4 separate regions of the Homo sapiens genome follow, and regions 2, 3 and 4 are each linked to region 1. The links are chromatin contacts, found by Hi-C or POLR2A ChIA-PET in ENCODE. All regions are on one chromosome and are shown on one strand. Each heading gives the region's core, a stretch centred on a gene start or an enhancer-like site at or near the end of the contact. The rest is flanking DNA. Distances are from core to core; before and after follow the strand shown. Region 1 has its middle 23 kb from the start of SESN3. Region 2 overlaps MAML2 (mastermind like transcriptional coactivator 2). Region 3 overlaps PIWIL4 (piwi like RNA-mediated gene silencing 4). Region 4 overlaps MAML2 (mastermind like transcriptional coactivator 2).

Region 1 (3,222 bases), core at 381-2,880:
CGTTGTGAAATACAAGTCACCACACTATGTGTTGCTGCTGTCACAAAGATCAAGATAGAAAATGCAAATATTCACCTCCATGTCTGAGTAATCTTTGCCCCCCCCATTCTTTCATTCCTTTCCTCCAACATTTTAGTCTCCTAAGCCTTTTTTGAAGGATTCTTTGTCTCATTTAAAAATAAAGATGGGTAAGGGAGTACCTGAGCAAACCAGATGTGGCAGGCTCCGTGAAGTATATCCATGTTTTCCTGCTCTGCTTATGTAAAAATAACTGAGGGAAGCTGAAATATTTTGTATGTGTATTAAAAGTTAAAGGGAAGAAGGGTTTGGAGCAATGAATGAGATGAAAGACAAAGCTGTGCCAGGAAAGATGAAAGCCAAGCAAAGGGTGGTTAATCATCCCAGTCAGAGACAAACAAGAGAAATCTAGTGTGTCCTGAGAGCTAAGGAGCCCCGCTATCCACCATGGAAATGTCTCTGACATCTAAGTTACCGAGCTGGTTACTAAGCCTGCTATTTCTGATCTGTCAAAATCATTCCATTAAAACTTAAAATAAGCCTGCAACTGGATAAGCTTATCCCTTACAGAAGCCTTATGTAATAAATGCAAATGTGCATCTGAATTATTAGGCTTCTATTTTTTTCCCTCAAAGCTGCACTTAATCAGTAAAAGCTTGTGAAAGCCTAAAGATTTCTAAAATAAATGTGTATCTAAGAGCATCTCTAACATTGTCTTGAGAGCTACCAAGAGGTTTAGAAGAAAAGGCCTTGTGTGGAGAACAAGAATTGCTGGGTTCTGGCACTGGTTTAGCTACTTAATTTGCACTGGTTCTTGCAAATCACTTAGCCTCCCAAGGTTGAAAGAGTCTATGTCTGAGTGAAAAGAGTTCAGAAACTAGGATTAAAAACCATGGGTTTGAGGCCCAGCTTCATCATGTGCAAGCTATATGGCTGGCAATGGATTTAATATTTAGGGGTTTGTTTTCTTATCTATAGAGTGGGGGAAGTAATAGTACCTCATGCATGGGACAGCTGCAAAGAACATATGAGACATTGTATATAAAAAAGTTCTTTGCGCACTGTAAAGGGCAACAGACAAGTTGGCCTTTGTCACTACTTCCCCAGTTTACCTAAGGCTTACAGAATGCTGGGAAAATAAATGAGAGGTAATAAGGCATTTTTTATAGAAAGTCCTAAAAATTACTTCACAATTCTTTGCAGCAAGTGAAGACATAGTTTAATACTGATGGTAAAGGCAAATGAACTAATCAGAAGGCCAGCCCCATCTAGGAGATGTGTAAGACATCTTCCACCTACAGTCGAAGGCAAACGATAAGGTTTTTTTCTTATTCTCTTGTATTCTAGAGGCTGTTGGGGGTTGGGTGGCTTGGAAGAGAAAGTGCCACACAATAGCATTTGCTAGATTACGGCATGGGGGTTGGGAGGGCGCTATAATTTAAGAGGCATAAGATGACTGAAGTGATCACACAAAAAAGATATCTTCCAATTCCATTTGAGCTACAATCTGATTTCGCTGTTGAGTACAACGTCCCCTTCACAAGAATCAGAAGTCAGCATCAGGGCTGTGCTGCATAAGTTTTCCACCCAGCAACAGGATGATGTCAGCAGCCAGGGAGAACGACCAATCAGCAGGCAGAATGAATCAGAGCGTGCTGGGATTTTGCTCAACTGTCTCTTAGCAAAGCAAGCTGTGCTCTGAAGTGCAGGGGTTATTTGCACTTCCTCTGCACTTGAAGCTGAGGCTGAATGGCTCTTTAGCTGAAAAGGTACCAAGGAGTGTGCAAGCAGTTAAGATGATTTGCATCCAAGCAGCCAGTCTCATAAGTCATGAGTCATATTTGTTTTCCTGAAAGTATTTTTTTGGAATAAAAAATTCAGCATTAATAAAGATTCTAAAGTCTTGATTTATATGTTGTGTCTTATAATTGCTTGAAACCTGTTTTGTTTCATGCATAGTGATGCTGGGCAGCTCTTGGCACATGAGCTACAAGTAAAGTTCAATACTGCCTCTTAGGGAGTTTGAACTTGCCTCTGATGTTTCAAGTCTTCTCTCTAATGACAAGCAGCCTGGAAATCAACAGCTGTTTCATTTCTGGGGCAAAAGTGCTAATTCTCCAATTACACTAAAGTGTGTTTTGTGTGTGCTTTAAAAATAAGTCTAAGCTGGAAGGATATGATGTGACTTGTAGACATTGTCTCATGGGTGGGAGTGGAGAGGGCTTTGTAGCATTTCTGAAAACATGAAGTTATTTCCCAAAATTTTGTCAGTTTTTCTGATCTTAGTGGGCAGTGACAGCAGTATTGGAAAAGGGTGCAATCGAAGGGTTAAACCTACCTACCCGGCATTACCTATGACATATCCCAGGTCGATTAGACCTCCCAGGCAGGTTCCTCACTGGCATTATCTGAGGACAATTTCTGTGCTATCTAAGGCCAGAAAGCAGTTTTTCCTGTGAGTGGTGAAAACACATCTTTCCAAAAGAAAATATATATCTCAGAGAGGGAGTGATTTTTCATCTTGTCTTCTTTCAGAGTCCTTGGTAGGTCTCAGGAAGCACCATGTACTGCAATTTATTAGCCCAGACCTGCTGCAACCTATCCTTCTACAGTTTGCTTCTTGGCTGAATGCCTCGTTTTCCTCATTACTGAAATGAAAAAGGGTTTACAAAGCTAGCTAATTTGAGCTAATTAGGGACGGGCTATTCTGAAATATGAAGAAGGCTGGATTTGAGAATATTCCTTAAAGAAAAGCCGACATTACATTCAAAGGTTGGTAATATGCTGGAGGAGAGAGCACAGCTTCCAGAGTTTAGGCTTCCCAGCTTTTGAATCCCAGCTCTGTGCTTCCAGCCACCTCTCCATTCCACAGGTGCAAACTGGGGTAATGCTTAGCTCCAAGGACGGTTGTGAAGATAAACAATCTCTCACCACCAAGCACAGGCAAAACACATAGTAGCTACTCAATAATTCATAGACCCTCCACCCCCTTTAAACTGGAAATAAACAACTTGTTGGCTGATAGAAATCCCAGAGGGACCTGCTTTCACAAATACTGTAGGATTTGTAATTAGCATGTAAAAAGACTGCTTCCAGCCCTTGAAAGCATGTTGTCCTTTAAAGGCTCTTAGGCAGACTCAAGAAGCCTTGTTTGCCCTCTAGCATTAATTTGCTTAGCAAATTCTCACTGCTAGGGCAAAATTA
Region 2 (3,639 bases), core at 479-2,978, 800 kb after region 1:
CTAATAATACTAATGTGTATTATTCTACACATTTTATAGACAATAAATTTGAGGCATGCAGAAGCTGCCTCAAGGTCACACCCCTAGCATGGCATCTGAGCTCAGGCAGTCTGATTCTAGATCTCATGCCCTCAACTAGTGTGTTATTTAGTGTGATGTGCAACTAAATAGAGGTTCACATCAAGGACTTCATTCAACAGTTTTCTATGCAGGGTCTTCTGCCTCCACTTTCCCATCTCCTCAAATGCCTGAAAGCCCACCAGTTAAAATTAATTTGCGTTAACAAGCAACCATTCAGGAGGCATCAGGAGAACCAGGGAGATAGGCAAAGAGCAGAAAAAGGGCAAACTTTACCTGGATTTAATTGTCTATCAGTTTTATGCCTCCCTGTCTCCAGAGATGGCTTAAACTACTCTCTGACCCAACTTGACCAGCTTCCTTGTCCAGTTCTGAAGGGCCTGGCTCACAATTAGGCAGAAGTGAGCATTGTGGCATTGTATGTCTTCAAGGATTCCGTTTAGAAACTAGACTATGAGATGAAATGAAACAATGCATGTAAAGTGACCACAACTGTACCTGTCATGTCTTAAACACTCTATAAGTCATAGCTATTATTATTCTTTCTTCCTGTATTGCTTGCAAAATGCTACAAACTATCAGAAAGTCAGACCTCTCAGTGGCTTTAGCACCTAGTATTATTTTCAGTCATATACATTCTTTGCATGTCTGTCAGGAACATATTTGTTAAGTGCTTGTTGGGTGAACCAAGGTAGTGACTACAGAAAGTACAGGGAGCCATATTAATCAATATCCATATGATACATTTAGGAACACATACTAGGAAATTTGAAAATGCATTAAGAACCCTTACCATGAGGCATCTACCACATGGAAATTGTCAGGTCTCCAGTTCTTACTCCCCAGAAAGGGGACTGTTTTGACTACAGAGAAAATTTGCTATTATTAATGCTTATCAAGCTAAGTTCATACAGAAATAAGTAAGAGAGTCAGGAGCCACTCTCCTCTTTGTCACACTCCTTGGACTTAACGACACCACTCTGCTTCTGCCCAGTTTTTAGTAAACATGGCCTTCACCATCAGCCAACCTTAGTTCCAAACACTTCTCAGGAGAAACCTTAATGATAGGCTGTGGTTCCTTTTTATCCACCAGAGCTGTCTTGTCTGATATCACATTGATGCCCTGTGTCAATGCCATTTGGATCTTTCCTGTGTATAGAGTCTTAGACCAATTTTCCATTTTGTGAGTTTCCTTCTGCTCCTAACAAAGAACAGAGAAATGCTCTCCACATTCTGCTTCCAGAGCTGCTCAAGTCTCTCTGAAGATTCAGTACCTAGTCTAGGTTTCTTTTGCTGGGGGTTAGATTCTGAAACATTGAGTTCCCTGGCTTCTTTGCCTAGAATGAAGCCTAGAGCCAGAAACGATCTAAGGCAAAGATCTCAGAAGAAGGTCCCACCTCAGGTGATGAGCCTTGCCTGGCCTGAAGTCTAGGGTGAGACTTAAGTGCTGGACTGTCAGCATAGCTTACATTTCACAGAACAAACCAGAACTCCATTCAGCACTCCACTTACTTCATCTGGCAAACATTATGAAGCAGGTACTGTACTAAGTTTGGGGAACAGAAAGTTGGCAAAGACAAGGTGTCTTCCCTTGAGAAATTCAAAGTCATTAATTGTTCATGTAACACAGAATACATTCATGAGTTCATTTTTTTAGAAAAAGGAATATTGATTCTCAAACTCTCATAGAGAAATGTTCACTACTTCCTCTAGCCTGGAGTCCTAAAATGTCTGACTCAATGAAGAAAAATGCCAACTGCCACTAGAGCCTACTCAAATGAAAACTCTGTAGCAGAATGATCTTGATTATCTCAGAAATCCCTGACAGAAATGGAAGCAATATAAATAAACACAAAAGAAAATAGAGGTACTGTAACACAACTATAAATTGCTCTTCTCCCCGACTTTCTTCCAATCATCCAGGGCAAAAGAAGGAAGTTGGTCTTTGTGGCAGAGAATAGACCAGCAGCTGTTCTCTATCCTGCCAAGAGGGGAGAGACTTATTATAAACAATAGCCAACAATATGTCCTTTGGGACGGGAAACTCAGCCAATTTGGAGGGGGCCAGTCTGGAAGAGAGAAGGAGGGTTAATGGGATGGGGGGGTGACCAACATAACAGAGGATGAATTAGGAGAAAACACTATCAAATTTTCCTGTGTACTTATGTTTCTATTACCTCATTAGGGTGATTACATAATGTGACTCCATTTATAAACTAAGAGGGAAGGAAGGGGCGACATTCTCCTTAGCGGTGGCTGATGTGAGACATTAACATACCAATAAGTCATGTGGGCAAACAGTTAACATGTTTGGGAACATCTTTCCTTTCTCTCTTCATCTGTTTGGTATTTTGTCTGCTCCTTCCCTCCTTTCAGCCATATATGTGTATCTGTGACTCAGAAATGGAAATGGAGCTGACAACTTGGGTGCCGCCATTTTGAGAGCTCTTCATGTAAGAAATATATGGAGTTTGTTTTACTGTTTTATATTCCATTGGGAGAAAAAAAAATGAACAATCTTACTTACATGTATTACTATGCATGGGTCCCTTGCCCATTCCTCTCTGCAAAATCCCCAGAGGAGTTCTTAGCCAGGTGCAGATTGGAATTTTAAAGGTTCTTATTTCTTAGGACATTTTTCTACATGTGGAGAAATGCCATTCTTTTCACAGACTAACTTGTCAGTGTCCTGATTCTAAGTAGTAACTCTAGACGGGGATATTTTAGGGGAATGCTGTTTATGGATATACTATTAATTTGTGCCTTAACTTTTTAAATAGCTCACTAGGACAGTAAAATTCACTGAGTGATATTTAACAAATGAGGAAAATGGGTTTCAAAAATGTGAAACAACCTGTTCTGATAGTTAGAGAAGGAGGCCAGACTGCGATCCTGTAACAACAGCAGTTATACAGAACATGACTGTAATAAACAATTTCTAAGGGAGGTTGGACAGTTTAAGGAGGGGTTCCTTTATCCATGGGTTCTTCCAATGAGGGAGCAGTGTGGGAGTGTGACGGTGTTAAGTAGGACCAATTCTATTTAAAAGGGTCCCTCAGAGAGAGAGAAAAAAAGAATTAACTATTTAGCCTGTATTTGTCTTACATATGGTTTTAATTTGATATACTTACCCTTTGTTCCCATATAACCATATTAACCCTTCCCCATTTTGTTATATTACTTCTGGTTTTAATTTTGGGGGCTTCCAAAGGCATTTTTGCAGTTATCATTTCTCAGAAGATGTGCACTGATTCTGTTTGTTCTTATGATGGCAAACTAAATAAAGAGTTTGAGGATCTGCATTACACATGAACAGGAAGGGATTTCTTTATTCAGATTAGAAAAAAATAAATTTTAAATATTTCTATTGTAGACAGTATAGTAGGGAGATTTCACTCTACCTGGGGCCTGGGAAGTAGTATTTACTTAAATTAGCAATCAGTCCATTCATTTAGATCTACTGTTCCATATGTTTTCTGTTCACATTATTTTGGTTACAGTATCTTAGCTATCCAGCAGATGGCATCTGCTTCAAAACTCTCCTAACTTCCATTTACATTT
Region 3 (3,215 bases), core at 116-2,615, 650 kb before region 1:
ATTCGAACTTGCAAGATTTTAAATGCACAGTCTTTGAATACCTGGTTGATTTTATGTAGCGACAGAACTGAATATGTTGCCGAGAGCTTTCTGAACTGCTTGAGAAGAGTTGCAGGTTCCATGGGATTTAATGTGGACTACCCCAAAATGTGAGAATACATTGAATTTTGTTCATATATTAATTTGGTTTGGTTAGAAGGTAGGGAATAATGGCAGATGTATCAACAAAAGCTTCTTTATCCCAGTAGTTTCCTAATGTAAAGTGCCAAGAAAGTAGTCATAAGTAGATAGATTTTGTAATGACTAAACTTTTATAAAGTTAGAATATATTTTATGTTGGCCTTTGTAAAACTTGTACCCAGTTCTTAAGCAGTAGTGTCATTACCTGAAAATCTTTCCAGTACCAGTTGGGATATAAATCTTTAATAAGTCCATATATTGTCTTCTCAACTGTTTTTCCTTCTTTCAGATCAGTTTTTCATATCAGTTATTTACTTAATAGGAAATGGATATTAAAAAACAGAAGTTGCATGTCCTGACTTTTACTTGATTTTATGCTTTAAAATTTAATATGAAAATAGATCTCAAATAAGCTTTTCTGATTCTGTTACTGTAGCATACTATTAGTCATTCAGAGAGTTTTCTGATAAGACTAAGGTCAACCATTTATTCTTAGAATGTTTATTGAGTACTAATATGTGTAGATACTATGCCAGTTGCTGGGAATGAGAAAGATAAATAAATAGTTTTTCATTGAGTAAGAGATACATATACAATCACACTGAAAATAAATACTGTTTTGCTTTAGAAAAGCCATAAAGTTGGTCATGCCTCATTTTACTGAAACTGATATGCTTAGAAAAGAGGAACAGATACTTTTCTTTGTTATAATGGAGTTATTCTTTAAACACATAGTTACTAATTAATTGCATCAGCAGCACAAGTATTAATCCCAAAGTCTCATTTAACACCATTGTTTAGAACTCTCCTCTTATCAAATCTGTTAATAAATAGCCTGGATTGAGTTTCACCCGCTCTACTTTCTCTAAACCCATGAGCTAATAAAGCAGGAAATGATTATGAAAGAAGCCACAGTCCGCAGATCCTGGGCTGACATCACAGGCTCTTTCTCATGTGAATTCTGGAACAAGCCCATTGCTATGTTCTGTCCTTGGCCTGTTTTATTTGAAAGCTCGTATTTTATTTCAACCTTCTTTTTTCCATGAAGTATCCATTTACCTGTTAGATTTATATGCATAGCTTCTGTCTTCTAAAACATTCACCTGATGATTTTAGGAGTGGACTGTAAGTGCAGCAGAGTCAGAGTGCGAGAGTTTGAATTGGATGAGTCAGGACCATCTAGTTGCTGAGACGGTTCGGCCAGCCAGTCACATAGGTCTGTTAGTATCTGCAGTCATGGGGTTGATGGTCCTGTCACCTGCTGGGCGAGTTTTAAAAAGCCGCTGGGCATTGGGACAGTTCACTTATATACACATAAAAGAGGCTGATTCTACATAAAGAAACTAGTTTTACAAATTCCTATGTGTGTGAGAATTACTTTTGGAGCTGCTGGCCCCTAACATAATGTAAGCACAGAACAGATAATTGTTAAGTACTTGTGCGCTGATTAAGGCTAGACATTCCAGGCTCCAGACAAGCAACCACTAAGGAAAATAAAGATATTTTTGTCTAAATCATGCAAATTAGCTGAATATCTTGGTCTCATTAACCTGATGTTTTCTGAAACATTCATTTTTAGATTCCTATAGCAATTCACTCTTACAGAAATCTTAATCCTGGTTGAGCTTGAACACTCTTTCAGACATTTGATACTGTGAGACTTGGGATTTCAAAAGTTCACTTTCAACCCCATTTTGAACAACAGAATTATTGATTATAGGGATTCTGGACAATTGAGAAGATCTGATTTTCTACCAAACCATTTTTTACACTGTAAAAATTATTGCGAAATGTTTTTGTCATATTTTGTAGTTTAAGAAACAATTTTAGACTCAAAAGGTTATTTTCTCTAATAATTTTTCCTAAAACTACTAGTTTGTTATGAAAATTTATTTGTATTATTTCTAATGCCATATAAGTATGTGCTACTAAGAAGGAAGTTACATAGCTTCAAAATTAATCTTTTTATGTAGCATAAAAGTACAAGAAAATCCAGCTGCATTTGTTAGAGCTATACAGCAATATGTTGATCCTGATGTTCAGCTGGTAAGTACAGGATACTTTTTGAACTCCTTTAATCTATAATTTTAGTTCTGCTTTATATCTACAGTCTGAACATACCCTCCCATGATATATTTGCAAATTGCCATGCATTTCTCCAAAGCACCGAAGAAAATATTAATCTTAGTATTTTAATCAATATTTTATTTCCTTTCCACATTTCTAATATTAATTTTAAAATACAGTACTTCTTGTTACCCCTATAACAGCCATTGGTGTCTGCATATTTTGCAACTCATTGGGGTCATCTTTTCCTTAAGATTTAAGATAAACTGACTCCCACCTCATCACATAAATGTTGGTATCCAGTGTTCCCTATATTTCAGGGGATTCTTGGAGGGTTAGGTTTTTCCAAGTGACCTATGGCCCCAAATTCCTGCTTCCTGTGAATTCTTGCCACCTTCTGTGCATTTCAGAGAGGACCACTTCCTCCGGTGCTGCATCACCTGGTGGGACATCCACAGTTGCCTCATTTCCCAAAGGGCATGTGTGTGTAGCTGACTTTGCAGACTGTTTGGGGCCAAGGCATGATTACATCACATCCCAACATTCCAGAAAAATTAGAATTGACATCCCTGTTCTTAAAAATCTTTCAACGATTCCTATTTCCCAGGAATGTTTACTCTTCTACCAGACCTCAGCACCCCCAGGCTATTGTAGGGCTTTTCCTGTCCATTCCATCTACCCTTCTTACCTCCCTCGCTCACTCAGTTCAACATCCAACATTCTTGTTGTTATGTCATGCAAACTAACTGAACTAGCTAAGTGCTATCTCTTTGCTTTTCTTTTAGTGAGTTTCTCTTTTACTCTAAAGGATCTTATATGAAACAGAGAATTCTCACCCTAAGAGCATTTATTTTTTACTTAAATCAAACTTATAGAAAAGTGACAAGAACAGTACAAACAACTCTCTCATATACCCTTCACCCAGAATCCCAAATTATTGACCTTTTACCATATTTGCTTTATTATTT
Region 4 (3,578 bases), core at 327-2,826, 930 kb after region 1:
TGGGCGGATCACCTGAGGTCGGGAGTTTGAGATCAGCCTGACCAACATGGAGAAACCTTGTCTCTACTAAAAATACAAAATTAGCCAAGCGTGGTGGTGCATGCCTATAATCCCAGCTACTCAGGAGGCTGAGACAGGAGAATCTCTTGAACCCGGGAGGTGGAGGTTGCGGTGAGCTGAGATTGTGCCATTGCACTCCAGCCTGGGCAACAAGAGTGAGAATCCGTCTCAAAAAAAAATGTGATGAAAAGAGGGGCAGATGCAATGATAATTATTTTGTGAATGTTGGCTACTATGTTAAGTAACTCACATGCATTTTATTTTCACAACTCCACTATGTAGGAAGTAGCATTATCCTCATTTTACAGATGAGAAACCGATAGAGAGAGCTTGAAATCACTTTCTCAAGGCTACATAGTAGGTGAGTGTTAGAGTGGCAGTTTGAACCCAATAGCCCCTGGCTTTAGAGCCGGGCCCCTTAACAACTATTAGCCAGTGTATCTCATAGAGAGAAGCTTTTTACACAGAGGCTACCATATGCACAAATATCACAAGCACAGTATGATTTGGTAAATGATACTGAATTCAAAGACACAAGTTTCACTCATTTTAAAATTGTGACTCAAACAAATGTGAATAGTGCCTAGAGGCTTCCTTGCTACTGAACTGTGGTCCATTTTTTGAACATTCCTGGTGCCCTGAGTAATGTACCTTTAACCTTATTTGAAATTCCCAGTATCTTCAGTGGGTGTCTGAGGGGTCTTTCTTACCTCTGTGAATCAAGTTGTCTCTGCACATTCATTTGGATACTTTCTCCCCATCTTTTTTAGAAGCTAAGTGTGATAGCTAAATGAGATAACATATAAAATGTGGCACATAGCAGATGATTAATAAAAGCCACTGTTATTCCAGATTGCTGGTTTTCTCAGACTTTCAAATTAACTCATTACCTAGATGCCAAAAGAAATATATTTGGTATTTTCTTGACACTTAGTAGGTATTCTAGAAATATTTTATTTTAAACAGATGAATGAATAAACAAAAGAATTGAGGTATAAACGTAGCTTCACTTAAGGAATCACTGCTGATCCTATCCCAGGTTGTCTTGGAAGTAAATGCTTGAACTCCCAGCATCATTTATCCAAAGTGAGTAAGAAGTTTTAAACAGGCCGGGTGCGGTGGCTCACGCCTGTAATGCCAGCACTTTGGGAGGCCGAGGGTGGTGGATCACAAGGTCAGAAGATGGAGACCATCTTGGCCAACATCTCTAGTAAAAATACAAAAATTAGCTGGGCATGGTGGCATGTGACTGGAACCCCAGCTACTCGGGAGGCTGAGGCAGGAGAATCGCTTGAACCAGGGAGGCAGAGGTTGCAGTGAGCCGAGATCGTGCCACTGCACTCCAGCCTGGCGACAGAGTGAAACTCTGTCTCAAAAAAAAAAAAAAAGTTTTAAATAACTGTCGTGTTTAGGAATGTCCACCTATTACTGTTCTTCTCCTCTGCTCTGATATTTTTCACTCCAGTCTATGGACTAAGCACTCCAGAAGAGGTGTCTGCTTCTGACTCCAGCACTGTGCATACTGATTCATTCGGCTGGCATTTGGCCTGGCCTTCATGTGGCAGAGGTATCTTTGGCCTATGGTTAAATGGAGTTGTCCCTCTGATGTTTCTGACTTGGCAATGAAATCTCAGTAACCAGAATCATCACTACAGCACCCTGCTATTTAATCTTTGCTGGAAAGTGATGAAAACAGACCTCACTTGTATGAGAACTCTTAGGTTTAGTGAAAGCAATGTGAGAAGTCGCCAAGTTTGTGCTTTGAAACAAGCACATGTTTGAAACCTTAGGTTTCTTTTTCTTAAGCTTTCCCAAGTTGGAAGCTTATAACACAGACATGAAAGTCTGATTTAAGCAGTTCCTATAACCTTTCTAATTTCAGATTTTAAAACTGCTTTTGCTTGAATAGAAAATGGAAAGCCAACACATCTCTCTCTACCCCCATCCTTCCCTGAATAACCTAGATACTTAAGCAATCCTTCCCTTCCCTGGGGCTGTGACTGTAGAGTATTATTTTATTGACTCATAATTAAGAACTTCTGATGAGAAAACCAGTCAACAGAGAAAAATGGCTTGGGGGTCCCACAAGCAAAGAGAAAGCCTGTATGTCCCTATTATGGCAAGTACAACAGGCAGGAATGAGGAGATCTTACAAAAGAAAATCTTTTTGAAAACGTTAAGTCCTTTAAAAAATGAACTTTATGTCCTTTTTGAGGAAGTCAGTTTTTTTTTTTCCTTTCCCATAATGTAATGAAAACGTGAGTGGTAGTTTGAGCTGCTGTAAGATTCAGGGAGTGTATGAGAGAGTGAAATTGTGTGTGGGAGGGGACTGACAATGGAAAGTTGGTGGTGAACACAGAGTGTGGGCAGAAGGAAAAAAGCACATGTGAAACATCTCTGAAAGGAAGTGTCACAGGAAAAACTTTTGAGGCAGCATTCTATGGGGCTGGTCAGAGCACCACCAAAGCTGCTGTGCATTTGTTCAACATTAAAAAAAAAATTCTGCTAAACAAATAAGCAAAAGATTTCAAATGTCCAAAGAGCCACTGAGGAGAAACCATTACTCTTTTAACTGAACAAATATTCCTGGAATTCAGTCACATCTTATTAGTAAAGAGAAGCTTCTAGCTCAATGCTAGAAACTGTTTTGTTTTTTTTTTTCTATATCTGGTTCCACTCATGGAAATGACCACCTCTGCACCCATTATTCACCGGCCATATCTAGTTTAATACAAGAGGTGATTTGCCTCTTGGTGCCTTGAGGTATGATTTGATGAGAGTTTGGTAATGCATATAAAATGGATTTCCATTATCCAATTATAGCCAATAGGACCTAATCTGACTTCTCTGAACAATTTTTTAAACAAGTAGCCATTTTGTATGGCACAAGTTTCGTGCTTATAATTTACTTCCTAGGAAATCTTTATGTATTAATGTAGTGTTTTTACATACCAATAGTTACTCCTAGAAGAGAATAGACTTTTAAGACTCATTTAAAGTGGATGCTTTGAATTCTCCATTTGAAATACCTGAAATAAGCTTAAACACTATTGCGGGATAGACTAGAAAGAAAAGTAGTCTCTTACCACTATGACTAATTTCAGGTAACTGAAAATCTACAGCTTTGAAACTGCAGCACTACTAGTTAATTTGCAACAGCAAATCTGTTTTTCTTCTGACAGATTTACTCATTCATGTCATGTTTCATTATATTCATTCTGTGGACATACAACATAAGCTATTAGAATGTGAAATCTACTTGCTACTTTGTTTGTTGGGCATTTTGTTTTGGTTGTTTAGATCTGATTGTAGGTGTCCTTGCTGAAATATTCAGGAACATCTGTGGGAAGCTAATTCTTCATTCAGAAAAGAATCCATCACAAGAGGAAATAGCTTTAAAAACTGGAACTGGGATACTTATATTTTTATTCAGTTGGCTTAATTTATTATTCTAAAATATTGAAGAGGACTAAAAGAATTTTTCTTCTAAAGTTCAGAGCCAAAGAATCTAGGATTGT

The links. Hi-C counts contacts between places; a loop is a spot of excess contacts on that map. ChIA-PET counts read pairs that join two places held with the same protein, here RNA polymerase II (POLR2A). Pooled maps may share reads with other maps.
Region 2: a map with no recorded cell type shows a loop between it and region 1 (2.8-fold over the local background). The contact joins two enhancer-like sites. A Hi-C loop is called at or near these places in 1 of 37 single-sample maps with no recorded cell type and 2 of 50 pooled maps. POLR2A ChIA-PET finds 5 or more read pairs at or near these places in 3 of 52 experiments (GM12878, OCI-LY7 and endothelial cell of umbilical vein).
Region 3: a pooled map shows a loop between it and region 1 (2.9-fold over the local background). The contact joins two enhancer-like sites. A Hi-C loop is called at or near these places in 3 of 37 single-sample maps with no recorded cell type and 4 of 50 pooled maps.
Region 4: a map with no recorded cell type shows a loop between it and region 1 (9-fold over the local background). The contact joins two enhancer-like sites. A Hi-C loop is called at or near these places in 5 of 37 single-sample maps with no recorded cell type and 2 of 50 pooled maps.

The regions. Positions count from the first base shown.
Region 1 is chr11:95,252,826-95,256,047 of GRCh38, forward strand. No RefSeq gene overlaps it. Among named protein-coding and RNA genes, the nearest start is that of SESN3, 23 kb to the left of the region's middle. RefSeq lists an enhancer at 1,274-1,663. Within about 2 kb of position 1,631, at least 25 of the 41 ENCODE cell types and tissues checked have a DNase peak (open chromatin) inside an H3K27ac peak, as active enhancers do; they include GM12878, where a contact is called at or near this core.
Region 2 is chr11:96,051,448-96,055,086 of GRCh38, forward strand. The region is part of intron 2 of MAML2 (mastermind like transcriptional coactivator 2); the gene reads right to left. Among named protein-coding and RNA genes, the nearest start is that of MTMR2, 130 kb to the left of the region's middle. Within about 2 kb of position 1,729, at least 2 of the 41 ENCODE cell types and tissues checked have a DNase peak (open chromatin) inside an H3K27ac peak, as active enhancers do; they include GM12878, where a contact is called at or near this core.
Region 3 is chr11:94,601,831-94,605,045 of GRCh38, forward strand. PIWIL4 (piwi like RNA-mediated gene silencing 4) reads left to right here. Exons shown (of 20, transcript NM_152431.3): 12 at 1-149; 13 at 2,154-2,226. The region is part of intron 4 of PIWIL4-AS1 (PIWIL4 antisense RNA 1); the gene reads right to left. Among named protein-coding and RNA genes, the nearest start is that of LINC02700, 35 kb to the right of the region's middle. RefSeq lists an enhancer at 1,077-1,296. Within about 2 kb of position 1,366, at least 11 of the 41 ENCODE cell types and tissues checked have a DNase peak (open chromatin) inside an H3K27ac peak, as active enhancers do.
Region 4 is chr11:96,186,360-96,189,937 of GRCh38, forward strand. The region is part of intron 1 of MAML2 (mastermind like transcriptional coactivator 2); the gene reads right to left. Among named protein-coding and RNA genes, the nearest start is that of MIR1260B, 150 kb to the right of the region's middle. RefSeq lists an enhancer at 1,501-1,560. Within about 2 kb of position 1,577, at least 12 of the 41 ENCODE cell types and tissues checked have a DNase peak (open chromatin) inside an H3K27ac peak, as active enhancers do.